3 separate regions of the Homo sapiens genome follow, and all the other regions are linked to region 3. The links are chromatin loops, found by intact Hi-C in ENCODE. Cell type or tissue: PC-3. All regions are shown on one strand. Links, peaks and the distances in the headings refer to the core of each region. The heading gives the core; the rest is flanking DNA. Region 1 has its middle 130 kb from the start of CD164. Region 2 holds the start of LOC124901530 (small nucleolar RNA U13). Region 3 has its middle 110 kb from the start of CEP57L1.

Region 1 (10,397 bases), core at 1,090-9,089, 47 kb after region 3:
CTGTTCCATTGATCTATATCTCTGTTTTGGTACCAGTACCATGCTGTTTTGGTTACTGTAGCCTTGTAGTATAGTTTGAAGTCAGGTAGTGTGATGCCTCCAGCTTTGTTCTTTTGGCTTAGGATTGCCTTGGCGATGCGGGCTCTTTTTTCGTTCCATATGAACTTTAAAGTAGTTTTTTCCAATTCTGTGAAGAAAGTCATTGGTAGCTTGATGGGGATGGCATTGAATCTGTAAATTACCTTGGGCAGTATGGCCATTTTCACGATATTGATTCTTCCTACCCATGAGCATGGAATGTTCTTCCATTTGTTTGTATCCTCTTTTATTTCCTTGAGCAGTGGTTTGTAGTTCTCCTTGAAGAGGTCCTTCACATCCCTTGTAAGTTGGATTCCTAGGTATTCTATTCTCTTTGAAGCAATTGTGAATGGGAGTTCACTCATGATTTGGGTCTCTGTTTGTCTGTTATTGGTGTATAAGAATGCTTGTGATTTTTGTACATTGATTTTGTATCCTGAGACTTTGCTGAAGTTGCTTATCAGCTTAAGGAGATTTTGGGCTGAGACAATGGGGTTTTCTAGATATACAATCATGTCGTCTGCAAACAGGGACAATTTGACTTCCTCTTTTCCTAATTGAATACCCTTTATTTCCTTCTCCTGCCTAATTGCCCTGGCCAGAACTTCCAACACTATGTTGAATAGGAGTGGTGAGAGAGGGCATCCCTGTCTTGTGCCAGTTTTCAAAGGGAATGCTTCCAGTTTTTGCCCATTCAGTATGATGTTGGCTGTGGGTTTGTCATAGATAGCTCTTATTATTTTGAAATATGTCCCATCAATACCTAATTTATTGAGAGTTTTTAGCATGAAGGGTTGTTGAATTTTGTCAAAGGCTTTTTCTGCATCTATTGAGATAATCATGTGGTTTTTGTCTTTGGCTCTGTTTATATGCTGGATTACATTTATTGATTTGCGTATATTGAACCAGCCTTGCATCCCAGGGATGAAGCCCACTTGATCATGGTGGATAAGGTTTTTGATGTGCTGCTGGATTCGTTTTGCCAGTATTTTATTGAGGATTTTTGCATCAATGTTCATCAAGGATATTGGTCTAAAATTCTCTTTTTTGGTTGTGTCTCTGCCCGGCTTTGGTATCAGAATGATGCTGGCCTCATAAAATGAGTTAGGGAGGATTCCCTCTTTTTCTATTGATTGGAATAGTTTCAGAAGGAATGGTACCAGTTCCTCCTTGTACCTCTGATAGAATTCGGCTGTGAATCCATCTGGTCCTGGACTCTTTTTGGTTGGTAAACTATTGATTATTGCCACAATTTCAGCTCCTGTTATTGGTCTGTTCAGAGATTCAACTTCTTCCTGGTTTAGTCTTGGGAGAGTGTATGTGTCGAGGAATTTATCCATTTCTTCTAGATTTTCTAGTTTATTTGCGTAGAGGTGTTTGTAGTATTCTCTGATGGTAGTTTGTATTTCTGTGGGATCGGTGGTGATATCCCCTTTATCATTTTTTATGGTGTCTATTTGATTCTTCTCTCTTTTTTTCTTTATTAGTTTTGCTAGCGGTCTATCAATTTTGTTGATCCTTTCAAAAAACCAGCTCCTGGATTCATTAATTTTTTGAAGGGTTTTTTTGTGTCTCTATTTCCTTCAGTTCTGCTCTGATTTTAGTTATTTCTTGCCTTCTGCTAGCTTTTGAATGTGTTTGCTCTTGCTTTTCTAGTTCTTTTAGTTGTGATGTTAGGGTGTCAATTTTGGATCTTTCCTGCTTTCTCTTGTGGGCATTTAGTGCTATAAATTTCCCTCTACACACTGCTTTGAATGCGTCCCAGAGATTCTGGTATGTTGTGTCTTTGTTCTCGTTGGTTTCAAAGAACATCTTTATTTCTGCCTTCATTTTGTTATGTATCCAGTAGTCATTCAGGAGCAGGTTGTTCAGTTTCCATGTAGTTGAGTGGTTTTGAGTGAGATTCTTAATCCTGAGTTCTAGTTTGATTGCACTGTGGTCTGAGAGATAGTTTGTTATAATCTCTGTTCTTTTACATTTGCTGAAGAGAGCTTTACTTCCAAGTATGTGGTCAATTTTGGAATAGGTGTGGTGTGGTGCTGAAAAAAATGTATATTCTGTTGATTTGGGGTGGAGAGTTCTGTAGATGTCTATTAGGTCCGCTTGGTGCAGAGCTGAGTTCAATTCCTGGGTATCCTTGTTGACTTTCTGTCTCGTTGATCTGTCTAATGTTGACAGTGGGGTATTAAAGTCTCCCATTATTAATGTGTGGGAGTCTAAGTCTCTTCGTAGGTCACTTAGGACTTGCTTTATGAATCTGGGTGCTCCTGTATTGGGTGCATATATATTTAGGATAGTTAGCTCTTCTTGTTGAATTGATCCCTTTACCATTATGTAATGGCCTTCTTTGTCTCTTTTGATCTTTGTTGGTTTAAAGTCTGTTTTATCAGAGACTAGGATTGCAACCCCTGCCTTTTTTTGTTTTCCATTTGCTTGGTGGATCTTCCTCCATCCTTTTATTTTGAGCCTATGTGTGTCTCTGCACGTTAGATGGGTTTCCTGAATACAGCACACTGATGGGTCTTGACTCTTTATCCAATTTACCAGTCTGTGTCTTTTAATTGGAGCATTTAGTCCATTTACATTTAAAGTTAATATTGTTATGTGTGAATTTGATCCTGTCATTATGATGTTAGCTGGTGATTTTGCTCGTTAGTTGATGCAGTTTCTTCCTAGTCTCGATGGTCTTTACATTTTGGCATGATTTTGCAGTGGCTGGTACCGGTTGTTCCTTTCCATGTTTAGTGCTTCCTTCAGGAGCTCTTTTAGGGCAGGCCTGGTGGTGACAAAATCTCTCAGCATTTGCTTGTCTGTAAAGTATTTTATTTCTCCTTCACTTATGAAGTTTAGTTTGGCTGGATATGAAATTCTGGGTTGAAAATTCTTTTCTTTAAGAATGTTGAATATTGGCCCCCACTCTCTTCTGGCTTGTAGGGTTTCTGCCGAGAGATCCGCTGTTAGTCTGATGGGCTTCCCTTTGAGGGTAACCCGACCTTTCTCTCTGGCTGCCCTTAACATTTTTTCCTTCATTTCAACTTTGGTGAATCTGACAATTATGTGTCTTGGAGTTGCTCTTCTCGAGGAGTATCTTTGTGGCGTTCTCTGTATTTCCTGAATCTGAACGTTGGCCTGCCTTGCTAGATTGGGGAAGTTCTCCTGGATAATATCCTGCAGAGTGTTTTCCAACTTGGTTCCATTCTCCCTGTCACTTTCAGGTACACCAATCAGACGTAGATTTGGTCTTTTCACATAGTCTCATATTTATTGGAGGCTTTGCTCATTTCTTTTTATTCTTTTTTCTCTAAACTTCCCTTCTTGCTTCATTTCATTCATTTCATCTTCCATTGCTGATACCCTTTCTTCCAGTTGATCGCATCGGCTCCTGAGGCTTCTGCATTCTTCACGTAGTTCTTGAGCCTTGGTTTTCAGCTCCATCAGCTCCTTTAAGCACTTCTCTGTATTGGTTATTCTAGTTATACATTCTTCTAAATTTTTTTCAAAGTTTTCAACTTCTTTGCCTTTGGTTTGAATGTCCTCCCGTAGCTCAGAGTAATTTGATTGTCTGAAGCCTTCTTCTCTCAGCTCGTCAAAGTCATTCTCCATCCAGCTTTGTTCCGTTGCTGGTGAGCAACTGTGTTCCTCTGGAGGAGGAGAGGCGCTCTGCGTTTTAGAGTTTCCAGTTTTTCTGTTCTGTTTTTTCCCCATCTTTGTGGTTTTATCTACTTTTGGTCTTTGATGATGGTGATGTACAGATGGGTTTTTGGTGTGGATGTTCTTTCTGTTCGTTAGTTTTCCTTCTAACAGACAGGACCCTCAGCTGCAGGTCTGTTGGAATACCCTGCCGTGTGAGGTGTCAGTGTGCCCCTGCTGGGGGGTGCCTCCCAGTTAGGCTGCTCGGGGGTCAGGGGTCAGGGACCCACTTGAGGAGGCAGTCTGCCCGTTCTCAGATCTCCAGCTGCGTGCTGGGAGAACCACTGCTCTCTTCAAAGCTGTCGGACAGGGACATTTAAGTCTGCAGAGGTTACTGCTGTCTTTTTGTTTGTCTGTGCCCTGCCCCCAGAGGTGGAGCCTACAGAGGCAGGCAGGCCTCCTTGAGCTGTGGTGGGCTCCGCCCAGTTCGAGCTTCCCGGCTGCTTTGTTTACCTAAGCAAGCCTGGGCAATGGCGGGCGCCCCTCCCCCAGCCTCGCTGCTGCCTTGCAGTTTGATCTCAGACTGCTGTGCTAGCAATCAGCGAGACTCCGTGGGCGTAGGACCCTCCGAGCCAGGTGCGGGATATCATCTCGTCGTGCGCCGTTTTTTAAGCCGGTCCGAAAGGCGCAATATTCGGGTGGGAGTGACCCGATTTTCCAGGTGCGTCTGTCACCCCTTTCTTTGACTCGGAAAGGGAACTCCCTGACCCCTTGCGCTTCCCAAGTGAGGCAATGCCTCGCCCTGCTTCTGCTCGCGCACGGTGCGTGCACCCACTGACCTGCGCCCACTGTCTGGCACTCCCTAGTGAGATGAACCCAGTACCTCAGATGGAAATGCAGAAATCACCCGTCTTCTGCGTCGCTCACGCTGGGAGCTGTAGACCGGAGCTGTTCCTATTCGGCCATCTTGGCTCCTCTTCCCTTTTTTTTTATTTTTTAGTAGAGACAAGATTTCACCATGTTAGCCAGGATGGTCTCAATGTCCTGACCTCGTGATCCACCCGCCTCAGCCTCCCAAAGTGCTGGGATTACAGGCGTGAGCCATCATGCCCGGCCTAGGCATGAATTTTAAACAGCACCCCCACTTTCTGTACTCTCTCTCCCTACCTTCCCTTTCAATGCCTCTGGGCCTCCTTTGGAGGCGCCCGGCAGGACTCAATGGCAATAGAAGAGGAGGAAGGCAGAGAAGACTGAAAAACGAACCAATTTCTCCACACTTCATCTTAGGATTCATTCTGTGGTAAGGTGTCGGGATTGTCCACTAGTTCCTTCTATGGTAAATGAAACTATTTTGACTTAAAAACATTTGGTGAAAATATCTCCCTCATTTCTATCCTGAGAATAAATTCCCTGTAGAAACTGAGCTATCAGTGCGAAAAGTGTAAAATATGGCCAAGTCAGAAATTTTGTCAAAAGAGCCTATTTTTAATGGATAAGCCAGATTTCTATCTAAAGTAGTTGATTTGCCCTGGTACTATTTCTACAGCCAAGTTTCCTCAGCTGTTTTTGATTGTTAAATATATTGGTATCACTAGGGTTAAGAATTGCTTGAACATATTGGGTTCTTTTAAATCCTTAAAATAACCATATTATGTATGAAGGCTCATAAAATTAGAGCTGGTAGAAACTTAGGTAGATCAAGGGATTCTTAGAAAAGTCAGTTATCAGCTGTACCAGCTCCAAAGTGACACTGTACCATCTGCTAAGTCTTTCTACAGCTACTGAAGGACACATGTACTGGATAAAAAGATCATTCCTTAGAAAAGCCAAAAAGAAAATTTCCTGTGCTAAGTTGGGTCTAGCAAAGATTTTCTGTTTTGCACTTTCATTTGACCTAAAATACTATTTTAGAAGTTTTTTAAATCCCAGAAATAAAAAATTTGAAGTAAAAAGAATATAAACACAGTAAGGTTTGAGATTATTTATTTTGTCTATTTTCCCATTTTCTCCAATATTTTGTGCTTACCATCAGCATGCATCACATATTTTCTTGCCTGAGAGTTGGCCCTTGACACACACAGGTGACATTTGACAGACTGGGAAGACTTCTTAAACAAATACCAGCCCAGAGTTGAAATGGAAATGGGCCAGTTAGCAAACAGATAATAAATAGAACCCATGAGGCAGAAAGATCTTGGCCCCATCCCTGTTGGGAAAGAATTCATAATAAAATTATGCAACGGTCTGAGAGCCTCTCGAGGTTGAGCACAAAGCTTGAAGAAGCTTCATCAATTTAAAAAGAGAGCCACAGTTTCTTTCCCCACAGTTAGGTTTACCAGATAAAATAGTGCAATATTTGGGACATACTTATACTAAAAAAGTATTTTTTTTTTGAAATTCAAATTTGACTAAATGTTCTATATTTTTACTTGCTAAATCTGACAGCCCTATCAATAACAATAAAATGGCAATTTAGCATGGGCCTCTACAATCTGGTATCATCAGGTTGGAATCACCACCCAGAACCTTTCCTCCACCCCCAACTCCCCACAAACTCCTCCTGCTAAATAACCAAACAATTGGACTCTTTGTGCAAAAACAGGTCAAGGAAGTATAAATACGATAAATCAGCTTCTGGGATTGCCCTGGCCCAGCTAAAAAAGGTTCAAGTGAGTCCAGAATGGTTAGGGAAGTAATTGTTTCTTTCCTAATCTTCACCTGGGGCTACTGAGGGACACCCTTCTTACCCCCATCCAGTCATTCTTCCTTCATTTCTGTGTTGTCTTCTGCTATGTAATAATTGAGCGTTATTATAGAGCAGAGGTTGGTGGATGGAACAAGGTAACCAAGATCACTCAGCTGGCCTCATTTTCCCTAGGGCTCATTTAAAGGCAAGGATGGTCTCCACCTTCCCTCACTTTGCACTCTTGATGTGTGAGTTTCTGACTTGTGAAGCATCTCTGTGACCTGAGCTTTTAGTTTCCTTTGGTGTTTCCCTTTTCATACTAAGGTTGATCCAAGGTCCCTTATACCCAAAGGATAGCCTACAAAACCAGGTGCTGAATAAAGTGCTTCAGGCTCTTCCTCCTTGAGCCTTAGCATTGGGTCTCCATAATAAAGTATCTCTTAATAAAGCAGTATTTGATTCCTAGTGTGCTATTCATTCTCAAGGGTTCAACTCTTTTGTGTAGAGGAGGAAAAACTTTTTCCTCTGCCTTCTTAGATTGAGTGCCTGGGCCCTGAAAATGAAACTGACAAAAGACAGATTAACAGGAGAAGGGATTTATTATGTACTGTACACATCAGAGCTACTTATCTTGCCCTAGGGTCCCAATTGGGAATTCCAACCCAGTGATCTCTGAAGAGCATTTTCTGATTAGCATCATGATTAATCACACACAAATAGAATTTACACACAGAACAGGAATTCCTTAAGCTCACAGACAAATGTAAAAGCAAAATCAACAGGCATCTCTTTCTGAATTCCCACACTAAGAACCCTCTTCAGCAGTTAGTGTCTGGAAGCTTTTCTGGGTTTTTAGAAAAGACTTGTGAACTCCACTAAAACAGATGCTCCACTGGGGTTTTGGACACTTGATGTCTTGGAGAGTTCTGTTTATAAGGCCCAACCTAGAGGAGTTGAGTCTGGGATAAATCACTTTGTATATAGGAAGCACATTTACCCTCAGCCTTCCATTCTACCACCTGTATCATTTTTGTGTAGGTGAAGTATGAACAAACTATTAAAGAGGAGGAGTCAAAAGCGGGGCTGAGACTGTAGAAGTCAGGCGACCACCTACCTAGCTTTGGTGATGGAATAAAATGGAAGAAGGAGAATGAGTCCTTGGAGAAAGGTGTTGGAGATAAATACATTTAAGTGTCTTAATGTGTTGTCTCATTGGAGCTAATAATTATTATATATGATAATTACATAACCCCTTTTTATTTGTGGAGACCAGAGGAAGAGGGGATGGAAGCAGGAACTCAAACTCAAGTCTAGGTCTGGCTCCAAAGCATGTGTTCTTTCCCTTTCCCTCTCTAACTCTGTCTGTAGGTTTACTAGCTGCACTGCATTGTATTGGTACTGCATCTGCCCACAGTACGATGGGGCCTCCCGTCGCTCTGCTGGGCCCCAAGGCTGCCTCTGCTGATCCCTGACTACCAACCTTATTTGCAGCTTCTTGACAGTTACTTTGAAGCCTACCAGCACACGTTGGACCCTGAGGAGAGGTTTACCTTAGCACAAGTGATGACGGACATCGTGCACCGACGCCCGAGGTTTGATCTCAGCCACCCCTATTTCATTAAGGCCTACCAAGAGGAATGCACCTGCCTGAGGCTTCACCTGCAGTTAGTGAGGGGCATCCTCAACCAGCAGGTGAGTGTAGTTGGGTTTTAAAAGACTGCATGTGAGAAGAGGATGGAAAACACAGGCCAGAAATGAAAATAGTGTTTTCCTTCCATTGCAGATCTGGAATCTGTGTTTTCTAGGCCAGCATGTACAGCAGACTTATTTGTAAGCTCATTTGCATTGTTGAAATCCCAGTATAACTATGGTCTTAAAGAGAGATTTCCGCCCCTAATTAGAGTTAATAGTCCACAAGGAATTGATGACCTTAGTTTTCATTAGATCGCGAAGTTTATTTGTAGTGAAAGGAGAACTAATGATATATCTTTTTGACATTAATGTATAAAATTGTGTTTATTTTTTAAAAAGTGTGATTATTTTTGGGACACTGAAAGAAACCATCATATTGTATGTCCTCTAGGGAAACGCTAATGGCTTGAAGCAAACAAGAGACAAAGGATTATTGCCACCTGGTTGAAATTTTTTCCATGTAGTCAACTATTTAACAGAAAGATTTCTCTTTTGCTTCTTAAAATTGTCTGAAGTCAGTTGCCTTTGCTTCCCTTGGCTGTCTGGCTCAGACTGAGAAACCAGCCCATTGCAAAAGAGTCTTCAAAACAATGTCGGGGTGAAAATTAGTCAAATGATGAAGAGACACAAAGGGACAAAATCCTTCTCATGTCAAGGCTTATAACTCATGGCCGTGGGAAAGTTTAACTTTTCTAATTTTAATATTTATGCTACATTTTTAGATAGAACGTCAGCGGGAGTATGTCCAGAGGCTTTGGCGAGAGGATCATCTGGACAATAGCAATACATTTGGACTTCCCCTTAATATAGTTTGCAAACAACTTATTTCCATCAACAATAGCTGGTAAGTTGATGTTGTCTTTAGACATTTTACATGTGATCTTCTAGATTAATTAAGGGTAGAGTGTTAAATCTCAGTACTACTCTATAAAGCACTTCTCAAGTGCTTGGGGGAGATGAAAGAAGTAGGTACAAAGGCCACGAAGGAGGGATTCCCTTGTATATTGAATATCTGTTTGTTTTGTGAATAATAAAGAATAGGAGGCTAGAATTTAAGCATATGCCACTGGGTACAGAATCATTATTCTCTTGAAAAGGCCTGGGGAAAAAGCAGTTACTCTTGAGATGCTGTCAGGATTTAACCAGATGCACCACACGAGCCTACACATATAAAACTTGGATGTGCTTAAAAGCTTCTTAAAAAGGAATTTAAGTGTACTAAAGAGGTTTCTGCAGATTTGCCTTGGAGGGTCACAGCAGAGTTAAATTTAAGGAACAGAGTTAAATTTCCTGTGACCACTCAGAGAGGGTACACACTTTGTCACCCCCTAGATAGGCAGCATAACCATCTACCTCATTCCCTTTTAACCTTTGAGGGTAGAGGAAAGTGGGAAGCAGGTGACAAGCCCCAGGTTGATCTGCGTGGCTCTAGATCATAATCTCTCAATTGCCTCCAAATGGGTGGAGAAATTACATACTTCCTTTCAACAACCAACAGATATTTGTTTAGCACACAGATATGAACAACACAGGCATGGTTCTATGTTCCTGTGAGGTATACAGTCCAACAGTAAAGGCAGACTTTGTGTAAGAAATTGCCATAATGGGTTATGGTATTATCTTGGGAGCAGGCAGGGCATCACGGGACCAAATAGGGGAGATTCTCATTTTTTGAGAAAGAGCCCCGGGCTCAAAACTCTGCATTTTCCCCATAGACCTTCCACAGGACTGATTTCTTCTCTGTAATAAACTTGAGACACCAGCTGTGTGTGTGCAGCTTGCTATGGCAAACATTTACTGTTCAGGAAATGGTTTTTGGCAGAACAGGCTAGGGTTATATGGATACTAAAACCTGCCAGAATAGTCTCAAAAGCAAGTATTATTTGCTTGGTGAGATTCCTTTCCAGACTTTAGGCTGTTTTTTGTTTTTTGTTTTTTTTTTTAAAGATTCGGGACTAAGAAAGATACCATTTGCATCAATGTAAAGGGAGTTACAATGTTCTTCAGTTCTGTGTAGGTATAGAAGGACCCTCGACTTGTGCTGAACCCTTTATATCTAAAGAAATAACCCACAGATGAGTTTTTTTTTTTTGCTTCTGGCCTCATCCATTTATGAAATATAACACCCTTACAGTCAATTTGAATGATTCCAGCAGTTACATACAGCATTTAAAAATTGTCTTTGTCCATTAACATTCTAGGAGAGCAGAGATAAAGATTCAGATGAAAAATAGAAACTAATAACCATGGAAATTATTTGTTTTTTATGTAGTCACTTTTGAGCTATTTTGTTATATATTTGAGTAAATAT
Region 2 (10,397 bases), core at 939-8,938, 89 kb after region 3:
ATGCAGTGCTTTTGTTAGGGTTCTCGGAGCAAGTCTTCCTCATCCCTCCCACATCCTCCTGACCTCCCTGTAAACCTGAACTACCAGGTACCTCGATTTTCTTCAAGGCCAGACTGTTCTTAATGTTGCTAAATTGGTTGAGGGAATGGGTGAGCCATCTTGCTCTGCACGTTGTCCTCAGGGTGCTCTTCAGGCAGTTCAGCAGCCACATGGCTTTGGACTGCAGGAGGAACTGGCCCATTACCTAGGCCAGTTACATCCCAAGATGTGTCCTCCAAAGAAGCCGATCAGACAGAGGGATGCTCACTGTGGTTGTAGCTCAGGTCGAACGTTTTGTCCACTTGCCAGACATCCAGGAACGGGTTGGAGGACACACAGAGCCTCTTGTACCTCACGCACACCTGCTCGTACTGGATCTGGCTTCCGTTTCCCTGTGCCACACGTAGATCCTGCACCGTGCTGTCCAATTTACTGACTTTGCAAAGATGTCCGGTTCCAGCAGTGGGTTGCTGTGGGAGCCCACCAGAATCCAGGTGAAATTGGCCTGAGTGCACCTCCTGGAGGTGGAGAGGCGGTAGGAATCGTTGGTGGTGAAATAGCCCTGCACAAAGCGTCTCTCCGCCTTGGCCGGGCTCCCCACCGGGATGCACTGCTCCTGCAGATCTTCCTCTTCGTCCTTGGGAAGGTGAAGGAAGCCGGCGCCCAGCACGGCCGTCAGCATCATGGGCGCCAGCAGGAAGATCCAGGGGTGCGCGTCCACCTGCCACCTCGGCCACTGGAAGAAGAGCGGCGCCTCCAGGCAGTCGGTGTGGCAGTGGCGCCAGCAGACGGGGTCTCCGGGGTTTCCACCTCTGGCAGGGGTGCGTTGTCCCCCTCCAACGCCGGGGATGGCTGTGGCCCCTGCCCCTGCCCCAGCGACGGCCGCCGCTCCGAGGGCTGCCCTGAAGCCCCGCCCGGCAGCGATTCCAGTTCCTGATCCCACTCCGGGACCTCCCCGGCCCCGAACCTTGTGACGTCGAGCTAAGCTCTGTCTGGGACCCCTGCGGCCTCTTGGAGCCTGGCCCCGGCCCCGGCTTCCCCTCTGACTCGGACTCCGGTTTCAGCTCTGACCCCGGCCAGACCCCGGCCAGACCCAGGCCCCGTTGCCCAGTCACGCTTCCTGGACGGCGACTCAGTCTTGGGGTCCAGCTGCGCCACGACCTTAGAGGAGCTGAAGCCCATTTCCGGGAAGCACAGGCGGCGTTCTCACTCGACACAGCCGGTGAAGAAGCAGCTGCTGGCGGAGCTGCCACCTCTGCCCTATCCAACGGCTTCCTGGAGAAATTCTAGGGGAGCCTGTGTGAGCGCGCCTGGAGCAGAGGCGGCGTGGGGAGCACGTGGTTGGCCCTGTCGCTTAACTAATCTGAAATGTGTTGGTGGCATGCTTGGCCTCTCAGGAGGTTCAGCAAATACAACGAACACTTCTTCAAGGCCATCAAATGCGTGCCTGTTCTGTGGGACTCGCAATGTATTGGGAGAATTTGAGTGTTTCTCCCCACAACACATAAACGGCACAGAAATTCCACGTGTCGTGAGTAACAGATTTTACCTTTCTTGCAGTCCACCCAGTAGCAGTTTGAGGTCAGACAGGTAATGCGACGACGTTGTAACAAGGTTCGAGAATAGCACATCTCACACACACGTGTGAACACCCAATCATCAGGCTCATGAACTACAAAAGAATCCTCAAGCCTTTTAAATAAACTTCCACTCCTGCTCTGAAAAAAACAAAAACAAAAACAGGCTAAAACGGTAAATTTTGTGTTATGCATATTTTACCACAATTTCTTAATGGAGGGGAAAAGATGGCAATGTCATTGGGACAAAGGGATATGGAGGGAGATGAGAAATCACAGCTCAGAAGCCTCAGCTGTGAATTTCTTCCACCAGCCTCCCAACAAGGCTCAGGTGCTTCTTGTTGGGCGTCCTCTGCACTGTCATAGGCTTCCATTAGCCATGCTGCTACCACAGTGTCATGGTTCCCAGCTGCCTCTGGAAGGTAGGAGCATGGAGGGGAGAGGCTGTCTTCATTTTGTATCCAAGGTGTGCACCTCTGACTTTGACCCTGGTTGAAAGGGAGGGTATGTGTGTATTAGGGGTGGGGGTTGGGGAAATAGGCCATCAGGAAAGGGAGGGAGTTCCAGCAGTGGCCTTTAATTTGATCATGAAATAGCAGACCATGTCATCATCTGCTGGCAGGAATTTGGTATGGGGGCCTTAAAGAAGGCTTGGAATTATGAAACAAGAAGATGGGCACGAGAGCTGATCAAAGGAAAGGAAAAGGATTGTTCCAGGGTGACATACCTCAGGCTGGAAACCATTTCCATCAGTATAATTAGCAGTGTGATTTCCTCCAGCTGTGCTTAGCAGCATGACATCAGAAACAGCAAGCTGAGTGGTTGGAGGGACCCAGAACTGGGGCTTTGATAGGTAGGTGGGTTGTGAGTACAAAGCAGCAGAGAATTGAAGGTGCTGGGGAGAGAGTGGTTCGCATGCTTGACTGTGAGATCCAGTCTGGGTAGGGAAGGGAGTGAGGTCAGAAAGGAGCTGACAGATGGAAGGGGAGACCAGAGGACTGGATGATGTCAAGGGACCTATTTTGGGGGAATAAAGGAAGGGAAGTTTAGTGAGAGTGGATGACTCAGAAAACTGGAGGAATAAAATATGGAGCTGGGAAAGTTAAGACTTTGGAGGTGATATGGTTTCAGAGGATAATAAAGTCTTGGGTGTGGCCCAGAAGTGGTCAGCTGAAGGGGAATGAAAGGGGACAGTGTTGAGCAGGTTGGGGAACTGCCAGGCCAGATAATTGGCAGGCCATCCACAAGGGGCAGGGGCAAGTCTGCTTGTGGGGCTGAGAACCAGGCTATGCTTCATGTACTGAGCACCTAAAGCTTTCTGCAGTCATCTCTGCTCTTCTCAGCCGACGGCTGCTCACTGCAGGCAGGACTGGAAATGGCAGGAAATAACAGATAAGAAGTAAAGGATAGCACTTGGTAGACAGCCCAGTGGCTCCAGGGACACATGTGCTTCTCAGAGGCCAAGGAAGGACTGGTTCAGTCCTTGCTGCTAGCAGCACCTGCCAGCATGTGGATTGCAGTCCCATGTGCCTGGATGCAGACCCTGCAACTTTTTAGTTTTGATATTCATTGTTACCTCTGGGCAGGAATGAGCATGGTGAACTGAATAATAGAGATGAGACTGGATTACGCTGGTTTTGATCTGTTTCAGGACAGGAATTGTTTGACTTTGTGGTTGCTAAAAGAAAGGCAATTCTCCAAACTAAGACCATACTTTATTCCTGAGTTTAGAATTAACTGATTAAAATCCTGAGACTTATGTTTATTGTAGCACTATTCACAACAACCAAGATATAGAATCAACCTAATAACCCACAAATCAGTCATTTGCAGCAGCACGGATGCACCAAGGATTTTCCACCAAAAAAAACAAGGCATTGATAAATGTAAAATTAATCAATTTTAATTATTTAAATTAAATAAATTAATTAAATATAAATAAATAAATTAAATAAATAATTTAATCAAATTTAATTATTTAAAATTAATCATCAGGATGGTGGTTCATCTGGGGGCCACCAGGGAAGTGCACATCAGGCTTCAAGGGTGCTGGCAACATTCCTTTTCTCAGGCCAGGTGGTGTGTACCTACCTGGGCTTGTTTGAATCCTTAAACCAGACATATATGGACAATATATTTGTATATAAACCTGCAACAAAGAGATGACTAAACGAAGAGATGACTAACCTTATTAAGAAATAATATGGTATTTAGAGGAGAAGAAAGAAGGAAAAGAAGACCAGAAGCTGGAGAACCTGGCAACAAATGTGATGTCAAGGCAAGAGGAAGCAGAGCCTGGTTCTGGAGCCCAGATTCTACAGTGGGACAGATAGATGTGCATTTGAATTCTTTTTTGTTTGTTTGTTTTGTTTTGTTTTGATACAGAGTCCTGCTCTGTCACCCAGGCTGGAGTGCAGTGGTGCGATCTCCGCTCACTGCAAGCTCTGCCTTCCAGGTTCACGCCATTCTCCTGCCTCAGCCTCCTGAGTCGCTGGGACTACATGCGCCTGCCACCGAGTCCGGTTAATTTTTTGTATTTTTAGTAGAGATGGAGTTTCACCGTGTTAGCTAGGATGGTCTCGATCTCCTGACCTCGTGATCCACCCACCTCAGCCTCCCAAAGAGATATTCATTTGAATTCTAACTTTGTCTTTTCGGAGCTGGGTAGATCTCCATAACCTCTCAGGGCATCAATTTCCTCAGTTGTGAAAGAGGAACAAAAATAGATCCATCCTGAGGTTGCCAGGTGAATTAAGTGACATAATATATGTACCACCTAGTGTGGTGCTGGCCATCTAATTCATGGCCTTCCTGTCCTTTCTTACCATGCCTTTTCCCTCCCTCCATCCCCACTCCTTCCCCCACACAGCTCTGGCTAAAATCAGCCTAACTGCTCTTCTTCCTGTTGAGTTATTTATAAACTGGCCACCTGGGAGTGGCATGAAAAGGGCTGCTGCCCTGGGGCGTGGATGCTGGGCCTATGGTGACAGGCCTGTGTGACGGAGGGTGGTGATTCAACAGGGTCATTCATGATGCCTCTTGTTTAGAGGGCAATGCGTGCTATGGGTCCTTTTTTCTAACACTTGCAGAAGATTTCAGCCCCGGCCACGATGTTTGCTGTCAGCGGATGGAAAAGTCTTCCTCAATTGATGGTTCATACCCCATTCTTCTGAAGTGCTGGTTATGTTCAAAACTCTGCCAGAAAAGGTTTGTATTTTTTTGCATGTGTGCCAGAATGGAAACTGGCTGGTTTTTGTCTCACAGTTAAACGTATCAATTCCAGAGAACATCCCTTCTTTTATTCAGACATCTAACTACTGAAATCTTTTCACAGCAGCCTTTTCTGCTTTATTATAATTTGTCTTGGGCCTCACTATGCTTTGATTTCTCTTTCTCCCTGGTCACTAATGAACATTAGTTCAAGCCTCTGACATTTCTTATTAATCTTCAATTTCTTTCCAACCCTTCCAAAAAACCCCACTGGTGCTCTGAAGTTAATGAGAGGTTGAGATCACACTTGTAACTTAGGGTTACTGTTTTCTGAGGGGTGCTCTGTGTAACTCACTTACTGATTAAGGGCAATGTTGGTAACAATTTTTTTAAAAAAGAAAACACAGAAACACATAAAACATAAGTATTTGCTAAAGAAATAAAATACAATGTTGAAAATGGCATTTGGGAATATTCTGATTTTTCTTTGTAAGTGAAATCTTGTTTAGCAACCTTGGTTTCTTACCCCTACTTTCATTGAAGAAGTTTCAGACTTTTATTTTTAAAATATGGAAATACTACCTTCTGCAGTTAGATCATAATTTTTCACTTTTCCTCCACTTGGACATTGATACATAAGATCCATGGTTTGATTTTCAGTCATGTGTTGGTTTAAACAATGTTGATAAATATCTATACCTTGCTTACAGGTATTCTCTCAAGATTGTTGTCTGAATATGAGTCCCTTCTATGAATTGATTTGTGACCCTTGTAATTCATTGACGGCCATACAAACATTTTGATGTGTTCATGGCCTTCAGTGACTTTAAACAAAGAAACACATTGCTTTAACCCCCCACAGGGGTTCCCTTGTCCAAGGGCATGTAACCTTGGTTCATCAATAGGTTTATTGTTCTTTTTCTGATATTATCCTGTATATACTGTGACAATGTTTATGGAAATATTCTTGTTTAAAGATATCATCCCCATTCAGTGTTCATATATTTTTATATGCCTCTTAGAAACTTCCTAAAACGTATTTCCTTGTATTAATTTTATCCACAGGCAGCTTTTAAAGCCTTAAAGCGAACTCTACAACTGATAGCTCCTCTGCATGATATCGTGGCCTACCTTGTCAGTTTTGCTAAGCTTGGCAATTGTCCAGCATGTTTTGAATTTCCTCGAAGTCCCAACCCTTTGAGAGGTGACTGGGGAGGAACTGAGGGCATTGGTGAGTGATTAAAGGTGATTCAAATCACCTTCAATATTCACTGGAAGTTCTATGAAGCTCTTAATACTTGGAAAGACAGAACTACAATATACTCTCATAAATGACAGCAATCAGAAGGGCAAAGGAAAAGTCCAAACTGTCTTATAGACTGTCTCCACACTGCACAGCTATCTGTTTGATTCCACATTCACGGGCTATACCCCAAAGTGCACCAAGTTGGGAGTCTGGAGGCCTGGTTCTTACTCTGCCTCTGCCACTTGGTTACTGAAAGCTGGGTACTTTACTCTCTGGGTCTCTGCTTGTCCATCTATAAAATGGGGTGATAGTATCTGTCTCATAAAAATGTTCTGTGGATTGAAATTTATGTAAAAATTCTAGGATATATAAGCCCCCATTAAATATTAGTTTTCTTTCGTTCCCGTTTCCTTCCTGGCCTTCATAAACTCACATGGCAAGGTCAGAGCCAATCACTCCCTATTAAGAAGCTTGTAAACAGCCCTTGGTTAGCTATCAATGACCTAAAAGTCTTTGTGGTAAGAATGATTGAGGCTGTAGTTTTATACGCCCAGTGCTCATCAGCACAGGTTATATTATAAGATAAACACATGAGGTGAATTAAAGACACTAAAATGTTTACTAAGCTACATTTATCAGAATCAGGGAAAGTAATCTTGCCTTAATAATGTGACTACCATCCAAATAATGTCACTGGTCATGTAAATATAAATTAATAGCAAAATACTATAGTAGCCAGGGATTTTAAAGAAGAAGAGCCTACGAAATGAGGCAATATGCCTATTTAAACCTAATTGCTCTTAAAACAAATGTCAGAGAATCTGAGGATATTCCCCTGTGGCTGGTTGGTGCATAAAGGAAATACATTTGTGGGAGACCTTGGAGCTGGTGGCAGGTATATTTGCATTGTGCTAAGGAACACTGAAGGGCTCTGTAAACATTTAGATGTAGACATAGGGAAGGGCATGAGTGCTGATCTGGGAGGAGGATAATGCCTGTGTCTAGGAGTGGCAGGATGAAGGGAGAATGGTAGTGGTGCCGCCTCAGCAGAAGGCACAGAATTGTTGCAGGCTAATGAGCTCTCAGAGTGACTCACAAGTCTTCAACATAAGCATCCGATTAAAGAAGCTCCAAAGCACTCTTAGGTCCTTTCCTTTTACTAGTTTGGGGACTGTTGTAAATGGGGCTTACTCAGAAAATAAGCTAAGACACTCTTCGGAGAGCTGTTGGATGTCAGGAGGGTGTGGGGGCTGAGCTTTAGCTAACGCACAGGAAGAAGGAGTGTGGCCAAGAGAAATGTCCTGCCTGCCGTTGAGATGGGGAGGCAGGTGTTACATGGAGATGAGATAGAACCGAGAGAGCCAGAGCCATGTTTCCTGGTGAAGTCACTACTTAGGAAGTCCTACAGCAGCTGGGAGTAAAGGGCGCCCCCAGGCAAAATCTGCAGGGAGGTGATCTGGGGTGCTTCCCAGACTGGACAGGAGTGGACTTGGATCAGTGTAGAAAATAGGAGGGACAGTCCTAGCAACATAAGAAAAGGACACTGGCGAAAGCAGCAGGCAGAACTGCACGTGGCCAGTCCAGAGTAGTGAACCTACCTGTGAACGAACCATGAGTATGGCTCTGAGGAACAATGGGAAATGAGGCCAAGTTGAGGACCTAGAATTCAGGAAGAAGGGAATTGTTTTCTTGCCATTTCTGCATTGTGAACCCAGAAACCATTGAGATATGTGGGGCCCAGGCTTTCTGAAGCATGCAGAGAGGCCCACATTGTCATGTTACACATTTGTGCTCCAGGGAAAATGTACAGTTTTGCATGCTCTGCTTTGCTCAAAATAAAGAGCAAACTTAAAAAAATATATATCCCCTCCAAGATAATCTTTTTAAAAAGACTAGGCTGCTTAGTTCCTGGCCTGTTTCCCAGAGGAGGCAAGAAGAACTAAGGGAAAAGATGAAATGAGAGTCTGTTTCTTTAAGCCATCTCAGAACAATTTAGAGTTCGTTCTAAATTGTTAGTTCTAATTTTTAGTTAGTTCAAATTACTTTTGTGGATTTGTATGCTTTAAAGTATTTTTAAAACAAATCTTGAGGGAAACTCAAGATTTCAGCTTTTGGTCCTCCCCTTGACTGACGAAAACAGCTCTTAGACACTGTGGACCAGCTCTGTGGATACAGCCAATTCTCTCCTTCCCTGAAAGCCAGTAACTCCCTTTGAAGTCCACGTGAAGCAGAGGATGTAATCAGAATGTGGACGTTTACACTGTGACTTCCTTTGCAAAGGATAAGGAGGCCAATTAAAGCCCAAATACTTCACACTGAACTTAGGGTTTCAGGAACTCTCTAGACAAACGAGGAATGAAGTGTACGAGCTCTGAGTCTTCATGCAGAGACAGGGCCACTGTGACTCCTCTCTCTCTCCCTCTCTCTCTGGCTGCCTGGCTGTCTGTCTTCTCTGACTTCCCAAACAGGACCCTCTTGGGAAAGACATGAGCAAAGGCTCCTTTCCCAATGTTTCCTGGCACAGGGTTCACCCTAGCCTCACCACCATCGCTGCCTGCAACAACCCTCTGCCCTGTCCCCACCGCCAGGCTGCTTGTCCTGCCACCTCCCCTCCCACCAAGCCTCTTGACTCCACAAAGGAAGGAAAGTCAGAATGAGGATTTAAAGATCAGTAAAATAACAAAGGAAAGGCAGTCCTGCCTCCACATCTGTATTTTAATGATAATACTACATATCAACATACAACAATTTTGCTGGGAAGCGATCACCTGCCAGTAGTATATAAATGATGGAAATGACAGAAAAAAAAATCACCTGTAAGCCAGCCACTCTAACAAGTGAAATAATTTTATTTATCTTTACTCCCTTCTAGCCCATGCCCAAATATATTCCATATTTACATTTTACCCAGCTTTAACCATAAGGTATGTGTAATTTTATATTCTCCTTTTTTCATTGTCGTTGCAGAGGATTAGAAAAATTTCCCCTGGTTACTGCATAGCCTGATAGAGTATATTACTTTTAGACCGAACACACTAGGCCTTGAACAAATGAGGCTCCCTGACCACCTCTCCTCCTTCCCACCACCACAAAAGTTCTTGCACAATTCACTCTAATATGACTCTTTTTCTGGTGAACTCTTCAGTCCAATAGAACTATCAGATTTAGAGGAGTCATAAAAGAGTTTGCTGATTGGACTCTATTATTTGGGGCTGGAAACAAAAATAAAACACATTTTTTATTGTATAAAACAGCAAATGGATATGAAATCTGATCTGCTCATCTGTTCTTAAAGCCAAGAGCACATGTTATACATGTTAGCAACCGTTCTCAGCCCTGGATCTGCCTGATCAGGCTCTCATGGACAGCTTCCCCCTCCCACAACTCTCTGCTTTCTGCTTTCTTAGTCGGTAGATGCTGGAGCCCAGTACTTGGCTAGGGAGGAAAGAAGGCTGCTTGCATGTGGACCAGCTGTCAAGATAGAGCATCTCCAGAAATGCCCTGTGGGCTTCCTGTCTCACTCCTGCCTTGGACTGCACGTCGAGGCATTGTGATCAGTTTTCACAATCCTAATAACAGGGATGTCCTCTCAGGGTAGAAAACGATCACTATGTTCACAGGGATATTTCAGACCAGCTGACATTCTGGTAGCCCTGTAAGTGTGAGCCCAGCCATGTTCCCCAAGGGCTCATCACTTTCCACTGTGCTATCCTGTTCTGACTAGCTCCTTCTCTATGCCAGTAACTAGGATATACATACTTAGATGCTAGGATGGTCATCCAGACTCAGGCTGGGTTCCACATCCCAGCACTGAGTGACCCACAGGCCCCTAAGTTAGATTTTTACCCAAAATGAATACAAATCTATGTATATGTAGCCTACTCTTGCAGTAAGGGTCTAAGAAATAAGGCAAATATGGATCCCTCACATTTACTCCTAAAATGACTAGAATCTCCTAGAGGGATATGTATGCATATGTATATGCATGTGTATGTATACATATGTGTGCATATCTTTATATATACACATATGCACATGTGTTTTTTACTTGCTTTGGATGGTCTTGAGTCTTCTTTAATCCATGAGCCAGTGACAGGGAGTGCTGATTTGGATATAGCATGGCAATGAGAGATGAGTGCTGATTCATAATCTTTGATGGTTTCAAGTGCCTAACAGATATACTAAGGACTAGACTTTCCTATTCCTGTCACTTCTCCTTTTTGTTCTATTTCAAGACCATGGCCTTATAAATTTTAAAACTTTCTTTCCATGGCCTGCTCTTATTGTACTGAAAAGCCAAGCAAATTTTTATCTTCCTGAGGAAG
Region 3 (10,397 bases), core at 1,098-9,097:
AATATATTGCAATAGCTTTCCTTATTGACAAAATGCTTTATATTTAATAGAGGGTACATTGTGTAGTGATGTTTAAAGTCATGCAGTCTTCTCTGCTATAACACAGTGTTGTACTTCCTGAAATGAAAACAACTCATATTATCAAAAGCCATGTTAAAACTTGTTTCAAAGGGGGCCAGGCGTGTGGTTCATGCCTGTAATCCCAGCGCTTTGGGAGGCTGAAGCGGGGTATCACTTGAGCCCAGGATGGGCAGCATAGTGAAAACCTGTCTCAAAAAAAAAAAAAAAAAACTTGTTTGAATGAGAAAAATAGGACTATAGGTAGATAGCTTCAGATTTTTAAAAATATTTGAGATGGAGTCTTGCTCTGTCACCCAGGCTGGAGTGTAGTGGTGCAATCTCAGCTCAACGCAGTCTCCGCCTCCTGGGTCCAAGAGATTCTTCTGCCTCAGACACACCTGGCTAATTTTTGTATTTTTGGTAGAGATGGGGTTGCCATATTGGCCAGGCTGGTCTTGAACTCCTGGCCTCAGGTGATCTGCCCGCATTGGCCTCCCAAAGTGCTGGGATTACTGGCATGAGCCACCGCACCTGGCCAAGCTTCAGATTTATAATAACAAAAGTTTCAACAATAACGCTCTAACTGTATATTATTTGCAAGTGTATATATTTGATAGGTAAAAATAAGAGATTGATGGATCCAAACATGTAAAAATAAGATCTGAATAGTTTTGAATGCTCTTTACGTAAGAAGTAAGCTACCGTCTGTGCTATCACCATTTGCTTGAGTTTGAAATTCCACTTGCATTTCCATTTGTTCCAGCATAATTTTACCAGGATTTTGTGTGTGTGTGTGGGGTGGGGGGAGGTTGTTTTGTTTTGTTTTTAGACAGAGTCTCGGTCTGTCACCCAGGCTGGAGTACAGTGGTGCAATCTCAGCTCACTGCAACCACCACCTCCCAGGTTCAAGCAATTCTCCTGCCTCAGCCTCCCAAGTAGCTGGGATTACAGGCATGCGCCACCATGCCCAGCTAATTTTTGTATTTTTAGTAGAGACAGAGTTTCACTACATTGGCCAGGCTGACCTTGAACTCCTGACCTCAAGTGATCCACCGCCTCGGCCTCCCAAAGAGCTGGGATTACAGGCGTGAGCCACTGCGCCTGGCCCAGCATGATTTTTATTAGTATGTAACACAACCTCTTTAAGCTCACTGGAACCAGTGGTATCACATGTCTTCTTGTTTCCTTGAAGGTGATGATGTTTAGCTTTTGCCTTTCTTTTCATGCCACCAGCAGCACTGTCTCCAGCAGAGTGTTTCTGTGGGAGTGTCCTCCCCTTATTATCATCAAGGATTATGATAGGCAAAACACAGAATCAGAATATGATGGTGTTTAAGAAGAACCAAAATAAATGTAAGTTAATTATAGCCCAGGAGACTATTATTATTATTATTATTATTTTTTTTTTTTTTTTTTTTTTGAGACGGAGTCTTGCTTTGTTGCCCAGGCTGGAGTATAGTGGCACGATCTCTGCTCACTGCAAGCTCTGCCTCCTGAGTTCACGCCATTCTCCTGCCTCAGCCTCCTGAGTAGCTGGGACTACAGACGTCCACCACCATGCGCAGCTAATTTTTTGTATTTTTAGTAGAGATGGGGTTTCACCGTGTTAGCCAGGATGGTCTCGATCTCCTGACCTCGTGATCCACCCGCCTTGGCCTCCCAAAGTGCTAGGATTACAGGCATGAGCCACCACGCCCGGCCCAGGAGACTATTATTAATGATAAACAAGTGAACACAAGTCTGGCGGAGCACTCCAACAAAGCCATGTTGTTCCCAAAGAACAGCTTGTCTCCTTTTTATGATGATAATTTCCACTTTTAATTTTCTTATGATAGTATTATGTGAAATACTAATTGTGTTCCAAGATAACTAGTCACATTACATCAACTTTTTTGCCTAGGAAGAGTTCCTATGTTTAGGTGCTGTTTATTCTGATACTCTAATGCCTAAGAGCAGGGTCAGCAAACTACAGCCCCACTTGTTTTCTTAAAATAAAGTTGTTTTGGAATACAGCAGTCTTAGGTTCATTCAGGCTGCTATAACAAAATACCATAAACAGAGTGGCTTCTAAACAACAGAAATTTATTTCTTACAGTTCTGGAGGCTGGAAAGTTTAAGATCAAGGTAGTCTGATGTCTGGTGAGGACCCGCTTTCTGGCTCATATGTGGTGCCTTCTCGCTGTGTCCGCACATGGTAGAAGGGCAAGAGTCTCTCAGGCTTCTTTTATAAGGGCACTAATCCTATTCTTGAAGACTTCACCTTCATGACCCAATCACCTCCCCAAATTCCCATATCCTAATACCATCACTTTGTGGTTAGGATTTCAACACATGAATCTTGTGGGGACACAAACATTCAGACCCTAGCAACAGCCGTGCCTATTCATGTATGTATTTTCTATGGCTGCTTTCACACTACAACAGCAGACTTGAGTAGTTGTGACAGAGACCTTGTGGTCAATAAAGGCTAAAACACCTACTATCTGGCCCTTTAAGAAGTTTGCCAACCCAGTCATAGACCAGCACTGTCTCACTGAACTTCCAGAAGCAATGGATGTGTTCTGCCTTTGCACTGTCCCATGTTAACCACTAGTCACATACACTAATAGTTATCTGAGCACTTGGAATGTGGTTAGCACAACTCAAGAACTAGATTTCAAATTTTATTTAATTCTAATTAATTCATAATGTTAAACAGCCACATGTTGCTAGGGGCAACAGCATTGGATAGCACAACCTCAGAGGTAGTAGCATTATTACTAGAAGAATCTTCAGCTCTGTGACTCACAAATTTACTCACTCATTCCAGAAACCTTTGTTGAGGCCCTAGTATGTGTCAGCACTGTGGTAGTTTCTTACTGTGTGTGTACATGTGCACACATGAGTGGTAAAATAACATAACAAAATTTACCATTTTAGCCATTGGTAAGTGTTCGGTTCAGTGGCATTAAGTACATTCACATTGTTGTGTGGCCATCACCATGTGGTGAATTCTTGACATTCATAGTCTATGCCCTGAATGGGGCTCACCATGTAGTGAGGAAATCCTGACACAACGTGGCAAGTACAGTGATGAAGGTGCCACCACAGGGGCCCACACTGGAGGGGGAAGAAGGAATGTTCAGCATTTTGACAGTAGGAACCGATGTCGTAGAAAGCACTTGTAGCCTCAGTCTGAAAGTAAGCTATGAAGGGAATAGGTTGAGATGCCTTAAAGAGTTTAACAGGTTCTAGCATCGTCAGGCCTCTGAGAACAGGATTTATTTAATCCTTATTTAGTCTATAATAGTTTATTGGGTGGTCGGAAAAAGTGAATGCATTTTCAAAGGTGGACAATTTACTTCTCACTTATATTTAGGTTCCAGTTCAATATATATATATATAAATGCATTAATATATTTCCAATCTCTGGAGCAGACATTCAGAACAGGTAATACACACAATTATGGTAATGAGCTGACTGAGAACATGCGCCACACAAGTATGCCAATTTAAGGTCTTGTCACTATCACAGAGTTGTGTTTTATAAATTAGTTTGATTCCAAGGCTATTTCAAAGACAACCAGTAGCTGTTTTTGAAATTGCCCACTCTCTGAGACTTTTTTTCTGGATTCCACTTCTCACTTCATCCTGTTTAGGTTTCCCAAAAATTTCAAAGCGTCTTCATGGAGCAACAGAGATTGCAAATGTTTCCAGACTGTGAAGCTGGAATAGCTAAAGCAGATAATTTGGGTTTGGCAGGACCCAGAATGACCCTGAAAAAGAAAGCCAACTGGATTTCCTTCATAAAGGTAAAGAGACTTGTAGTGATAGTCATCTATCAGTGATGTCAGCAGTGTCACAGTGTCATCTAAGCAGGCTAGGCAACCTGGCAACAACAGGTTTATGTAGTCCCTGTTGTCCCCTCTCCTTAGTGCCCTCAGCAAACTGTCCTCTTTGACTAGGGGAGATGCTTCCCTGTCCTCAAGGGAGGCAACTCAGAGAACCTGGCCTTGTGTGCCACACTGTCCCAGCTTTTTGCCTGCCTTGGCTCTATATCGAAGTTTGCTATGCTAATCTGCCTTCTCTGAAGGTTCTCCAGATGCCAGTACCCCACTCTAATGGGCCCAAACTCCCTGCTTATTACTAATGATCTCAGATACTTGGCAAGAGCTAAGCTTACTATCCAAGGGTGTGATTGACTTGTGTAAATCCAACCATTGAGTCAAAAACTATTTATTTGGTACATATTGTATATCAGGTGTGGCCGTTCATGCTGGAGATACACAGTTCACAAACAATATGCAAGTAAGCAGACTAAATAAGATGATTTTAGGTAGTGCTAACTATGGTCAATTCTTGTTATTCAAGGTAGTTGTGTTCTGGAAAGTCACCAGGAACACTGAGTTAGCAAATATTGAATCGTTACCCCTAGGGGAAATAGAGTTAGTTCCTGTGAACCTCTCGTCGGAACACTCATCAATACATAACTGTTTTATGTGTGTTTCTGTTTAAAGACATCTTATTTAAAATATATTGTTGATTCATTAATATTGAACTAATGACTAACAGCACTATAATTCATGCCTGAATGAAGCTTATTTAACACATGTATTTTTTCCAAAAGGTACATCACACAGCCTTCTAATGCTTAGGAACATTAGACATTACTTTGGCACTACCCATGGGGACCATTTTCAACAGTAAAATGACCACCAAAAAGCACAAAAATGTGAAGAATGTGGCACTAAATGGACCACAAAAGGATCCTTGTTTGTAATATGCGAGCAGAAACAAGAAGGCAGAGTGTTGCCTTGTTCATACTGAATTGAGAATATGCCCATTGAGTGATTCAAATTTTTACCACCCTGCACACGCCTATGAGTGACTGTGAAAACTCTACTAGTATTGAGTTTTGAGTCACAAAAAATGTTAGATAGTAGGCAAAATCACAAACATGGAATCCACAAACAACAAGGATTGATTGTATCATGAAGAAAAGAAAAATCTTGGCCAGGTGCGGTGGCTCACGCCTGTAATCCCAGCACTTTGGGAGGCCAAGGTGGGCGGATCACGAGGTCAAGACATCGAGACCATCCTGGCCAACATGGTGAAACCCCCTCTCTACTAAAAAAAAAAATACAAAAATTAGCTGGGCGTGGTGGCATGAGCCTGTAGTCCCAGCTACTTGGGAGGCTGAGGCAGGAGAATCACTTGAACCTGGGAGGTGGAGGTTGCAGTGAGCTGAGATTGCGCCACTGCACTCCAGCCTAGCGACAGAGTGAGACTCCATCTAAAAATTAAAATAAAATCAAATAAATTTTGTATGACTGTTTTAGTCTATTCAGGCTGCTTTGACAAAATACCATAAACTGGGTAGCTTATAAAGAACAGAAATATATTTCTCACAGTTCTAGAGGCTGGGAAGTCCAAGATCGGGGGCCAGCATGGTCAAGTTCTGGAAGGTCCTCTTCCAGGCTACAGGCTTCTGCTTCTCCCTGTGTCCTCACATGGTGGAAGAAAAAAGCCAAGCTCCCTCAGGCCTCTTTTGTAAGGGCATGAATGCTGTTCATGAGGGCTCTACCATCATGATCTAATCACATCCCCAAATTCTATTACTAATGCCATCACCTTGGGGGTTAGGTTTCAACATTTAAATTTTAGAGGAACACATTCAGACCATAGGAGTGAATCAGGATGGACTGAGAGAAATCAAAGATTTCTCCTAGTTCCATCTAGTGCTTGAGGAACAAGGTAGTCTATGTAAGGGAAGCCAGACTTTCTGTTTTAGATTGTTACACTTGATATCCAAGAATAGATATCAAAGGAGTAGTTGGATATAATAGGCTGGAGTTTAGGGCTGAGATATAAATTTGAGTGTTAATGGTGTTTACAGCAACAGAACTTATTTTTGAAATACAGTTTATTAATATGAAAGATGTTTTAAATGTGGAGTCACATGGAGTCTGTGGGTGAACTTTCTTTTGCCCTGTAAATAAAGTGCAATGACCAACTCTGATGGATTTAGGGTCCCTGCTGCTTGTGGGTGGTATGGTGTCATCCCAGATAGATCTACTGCATCTTATAGTCCAGGCACCAACAGGAACTGGTGCTGCTGTCTCCTTCAATGGATCTGTGAACCCATGAAGACCCTTTCCAAAAGCTCACTTGTCCTAGCCAACCTAGCACCAAAGCCAGATACCATTTCAGAAGGTCCTTGAATCTCTTTGCTTGCAACTTTTATTGAGAATCATTCTGTTATGTTGTAACTTTATGTGAACATGTTTGTCCACTAGATCAAGCCAAAATGTGATCCATGGCAAAAGAAGCTTTTGACTAAATTAAAAGAACGGAGAAGAACAGATGCATTATTGCAACTCCAAGCAAAGTTTTTGAAGGTGAGAAAATAACCATGTTTCCATGTAGATGTTTTCTAAAATCATTCTCAAAATATGCAATTTTCTTTCCCTTTTTAAAAATGTTGGCATGGATTCACCATGACGGCTTTATTTGAAACTTTTTTTTTTTTTTGAGACAAGAGTCTTGCTCTGTCACCCAGGCTGGTGTGCAGTGGCGTGATCTCGGCTCACTGCAACCTCTGCCTCCTGGGCTCAAGCGATTCTCCTGCCTCAGCCTCCCTAGCAGCTGGGATTACAGGCGTGCACTACCATGCCCAGCTAATTTTTGTATTTTTAGTAGAGACGGGGTTTCACCATGTTGGCCAGGCTGGTCTCGAACTCTCGACCTCAAGTGATCTGCCCACCTCGGCCTCCCAAAATTGTAGGATTACAGGCGTGAGCCACCATGCCTGGCCTTATTTTAAACTTTCTAATCTAATTGCCACACTTTAAAAATCCTGTTAGCTTTCAGTAGAGAATAAAAAATTGTCAAAAAGCTGGACTTTAGGGCCAGGCACAGTGACTCATGTCTGTAATCCCAGCACTTTGGGAGGCCAAGGCAGGAGGATTGTTTGAGCCCAGGAGTTCAAGACCAGCGTAGGCAACAAAAAGAGACCCTGTCTCTACAAATTATTTTCTTTAAAAATTAGCCAGGTGTGGTGAAACACACCTGTAGTCCCAGCTACTCAGGAGGCTGAGGTGGGAGGATGGCTTGAGCCCAGGAGGTCAAGGTTTCAGTGAGCCATGATTGCATACTGCACTCCAGCCTGGGTGAGAGCGTGAGACTCTGTCTCAAACAACAATAACAACAACAAACAAAAACCAAAACCAAAACCCAAAAAACTGGATTTTAGTCCAGCTTTAACACCAACTCCCTGTGATATTTGTCTAGTCATGTAACCTCCTTGAGCCTTAGCTTCTTTATCTGTGAAACAAAATACTCAACTAAATTATTTTTTAAAATATTTTAATTGACAAAAATTGTACATAATTATAGGGTACAGAGTGATATTTTGATACATACAGTGTATAATTATCAAATCAAGGTAACTAGCATATCCATCTTCTCAAACATCTATTATTTATTTGCCCTGGGAATATTCAAAATCCCCTTTTCTAATTATTTGAAAATATACAATAAATTATTGTTAACTACAGTCACGTTACAGTGCTATGGAATGCAAGAACTTATTTTCCCTATCTACTGATAATTTTGTATCCTTTAAACAATCTCTCCCTATCCCACCCTCACCCTCTCAGCCTTAATAATCACTATTCTACTTTCTGCTTCTATGAGAACAACTTTTTTAGCTTGTGAAAATGGGTAAGAACATGTGGAGAACATGAGTAAGAACATGTGTTTACCTTTCAGTGCCTGGCTTATTTCACTTAACATTAAGTCCTCCAAGCTCATCAGTGTTGTTGCAAATGACAGGATCTCATTCTTTTTACGGCCAAATAGTATTCCACTGGGTATATATAACACATTTTCTTTATCCATTCATCTGTTAACGGATACTTTTATCTTGGTTATTGTGAATAGGGCTGCAATAAACATGGGAGTACAGATACCTGTTCAATATACTGATTTCCTTTTTTAAAAATTTATACACCATAGTGAGATTGCTGGATCATGTGGTAGTTCTAGTTATAGGTTTTAGAGGGACCTCCATACTTTTTTCAATAATGGCTATGGTAATTTATAAGTCCAACAGTGTATAAGAGTTGTCTTTTCTCTGCATCTTTGCCAGAATTTGATTTTTTTTGTCTTTTTGTTAATAGCCATTCTAACTGGAATGAGATTATATCACATTGTGGTTTTTGATTTGCATTTGATGATTAGTGATGTTGAGCATTTTTTCATATACTTGTTGGTCATTTGCATACTTTCTTTTGAGAAATATCCATTCAGGATAATTTTCCCATTTCTAGATCAGATTATTTGTGTGTGTGTGTGTGTGTGTGTGTGTGTGTGTGTGTTTAGTTTGAAATAATCCCACTTGTCTATTTTTGCTTTTGTTGTCTATGCTTTGGAGATTATATCCATAAAATATTTTCCCAGACCAATGTCCCGAAGTGTTTCTCCTTATAGTTTCTTCTAATAGTTTTATAGTTCAGAGTCTTATATTTAAATCTTTAATCCATTTTGAGTTGATTTTTGTATATGGAGAGAGAAGGGTCTTGTTTCATTTTTCTGCATATCCAGATATCCAGTTTATCCAGCACCATTTATTGAAGAGACTGTTCTTTCCCCAATGTATGTTTTTGGTGCCTTTGTTAAAAATCACTTGACTATAAATATGAGGATTTATTTCTGGGTTCTCTATTCTGTTTCATTGATCCATGTACCTGTTTTTATGCCAGTACCATGCTGCTTTAGTTACAGTATATTTATAGTATATTTTGAAGTCAGATAATGTGATGCCACCAGCTTTGTTCTTTTTGATCAGGATTACTTTGGTTGTTTGGGTCTTTTGTGGTTCCGTACACATTTTAGGATTATTTTTTCTATTTCTGTGAAGAATGTCAGTGGTGTTTTGATAGGGATTGCTTTGAATCTGTGGATCAATTTGGGCATGGTCATTTTTAACAATATTAATCTTTTCAATCTATGAACATGGTATTTCTTTCCATTTTTTGTGTTTTCTTCCATTTCTTTCATTGGTACTTCGTAGTTTTTATTGTAGAGATCTTTCACCTGTGTGATTAATTTTATTCCTACATAATATTTTTTATAGCTATTGAAAATGTAATTGCTTTCTTGGTTCCTTTTTCAGCTAGTTTGTTATTGGTGTATAGAAATGCCAATAATTTTTGTATGTTGATTTTGTATCCTGAAATTTTACTAAATTTGTCTGTCAGTTCTAAGAGTTTTTGGCAAAGTCTTTAGGTTTTTCCACATATAAGATCACATTGTCTTCAAAAAGACAATTTGACTTCCTTTTTTCCAATTTGAATGCCCTTTGTTTTTAGTTTTGCCTAGTTGCTCTGGCTAGGACTTCTAGTACAGTGTCAAATTGTAGTGGGGAAAGTAGGCACATTTATATTGTTCCAACTATTAGAGGAAAACCTTTCAACTTTTCCTCATAATGTTAGTTGTAGGTTTGTCGTATGTAGACTTTATAGTGCTGAGGTAAATTTCTTCTATGCCTAATTTGTTGAGAGTTTTTATCATGAAGGGATGTTGAATTTTATCAAATGCTTTTTCTGTGCCTATTGAAATGATCATGTATTTTTGTTCTTCATTCTCTTTGTGTGATGTATCAAGTTTATTGAGTTGTGTATATTGAATCATCCTTGGATCCCTGGGATAAATCTCACTTGATCATGGTGTATTAATCTTTTGGTGCGCTGTTGGGTTTGGTTTACTACTGTTTTGTTGAAGATTTTTGCATCTATGTTCATCAGGAATATCAGCCTGTAGTTTTCTTTTTTGTTGTTCTGTCCTTGTCTGGGTTTTGTATTAGGGTAATATTGGCCTTGTAGAATGAATTTGGAAGAATTCCCTCCTTTTCATGTTTTTGGAATAGTATAAGAGGAATCCACGTTAATTCTTTAAAAATTTGGTAGAATTCGGCAATGAAGTCATCCAGTTCTTGGCTTTTCTTTGTTGAGAGACTTTTTATTACTGATACAGTTGTGTTCCTTGTTATTCATCTGTTCAGGTTTTCTACTTCTTCCTGGTTCAATCTTGATAGGTTGCATGTGTCCAGAAGTTTACCCATTTCCTCTAGGTTTTCCAATTTGTTGGCCTATAGTTGTTTATAATAGTCTTTAATGGTCCTTGTATTTTTTTTTTTTTTTTTGAGACAGAGTTTCGCTCTTGTTGCCCAGGTTGGAGTGCAATGGCGCAATCTTGGTTCTCCACAACCTCTGCCTCCCGGGTTCAAGCAATTCTCCTGCCTCAGCCTCCCGAGTAGCTGGGATTACAGGCACCTGCCACCATGCCTGGCTAATTTT

The links. Hi-C counts contacts between places; a loop is a spot of excess contacts. Peaks named below come from ENCODE experiments on the same cell type or tissue, not always from the same donor. Only the 100,000 strongest peaks of a DNase experiment are listed, where the experiment ranks them.
Region 1: a loop joins it to region 3, with 4 times the contacts of the local background. A loop is called at or near these places in 4 of 110 quality-filtered maps.
Region 2: it touches region 3 in a loop (3-fold over the local background); 4 of 110 quality-filtered maps call a loop at or near these places.

What each region holds. Positions count from the first base shown.
Region 1 is chr6:109,246,563-109,256,959 of GRCh38, forward strand. It overlaps the pseudogene CCDC162P. Among named protein-coding and RNA genes, the nearest start is that of CD164, 130 kb to the right of the region's middle. RefSeq lists an enhancer at 4,385-5,163. In PC-3, for the core only: no CTCF peak of the experiment used is centred there; no DNase peak of the experiment used is centred there; H3K27ac peaks cover 2,158 bases.
Region 2 is chr6:109,289,636-109,300,032 of GRCh38, forward strand. It overlaps LOC124901530 (small nucleolar RNA U13), which reads right to left and starts at 1,723; the gene lies at 1,620-1,723. It also overlaps the pseudogene CCDC162P and the pseudogene PTCHD3P3. RefSeq lists an enhancer at 1,407-2,606. In PC-3, for the core only: no CTCF peak of the experiment used is centred there; a DNase peak (open chromatin) is centred at 4,586; H3K27ac peaks cover 4,062 bases.
Region 3 is chr6:109,200,017-109,210,413 of GRCh38, forward strand. It overlaps the pseudogene CCDC162P. Among named protein-coding and RNA genes, the nearest start is that of CEP57L1, 110 kb to the left of the region's middle. In PC-3, for the core only: no CTCF peak of the experiment used is centred there; a DNase peak (open chromatin) is centred at 4,625; H3K27ac peaks cover 3,486 bases.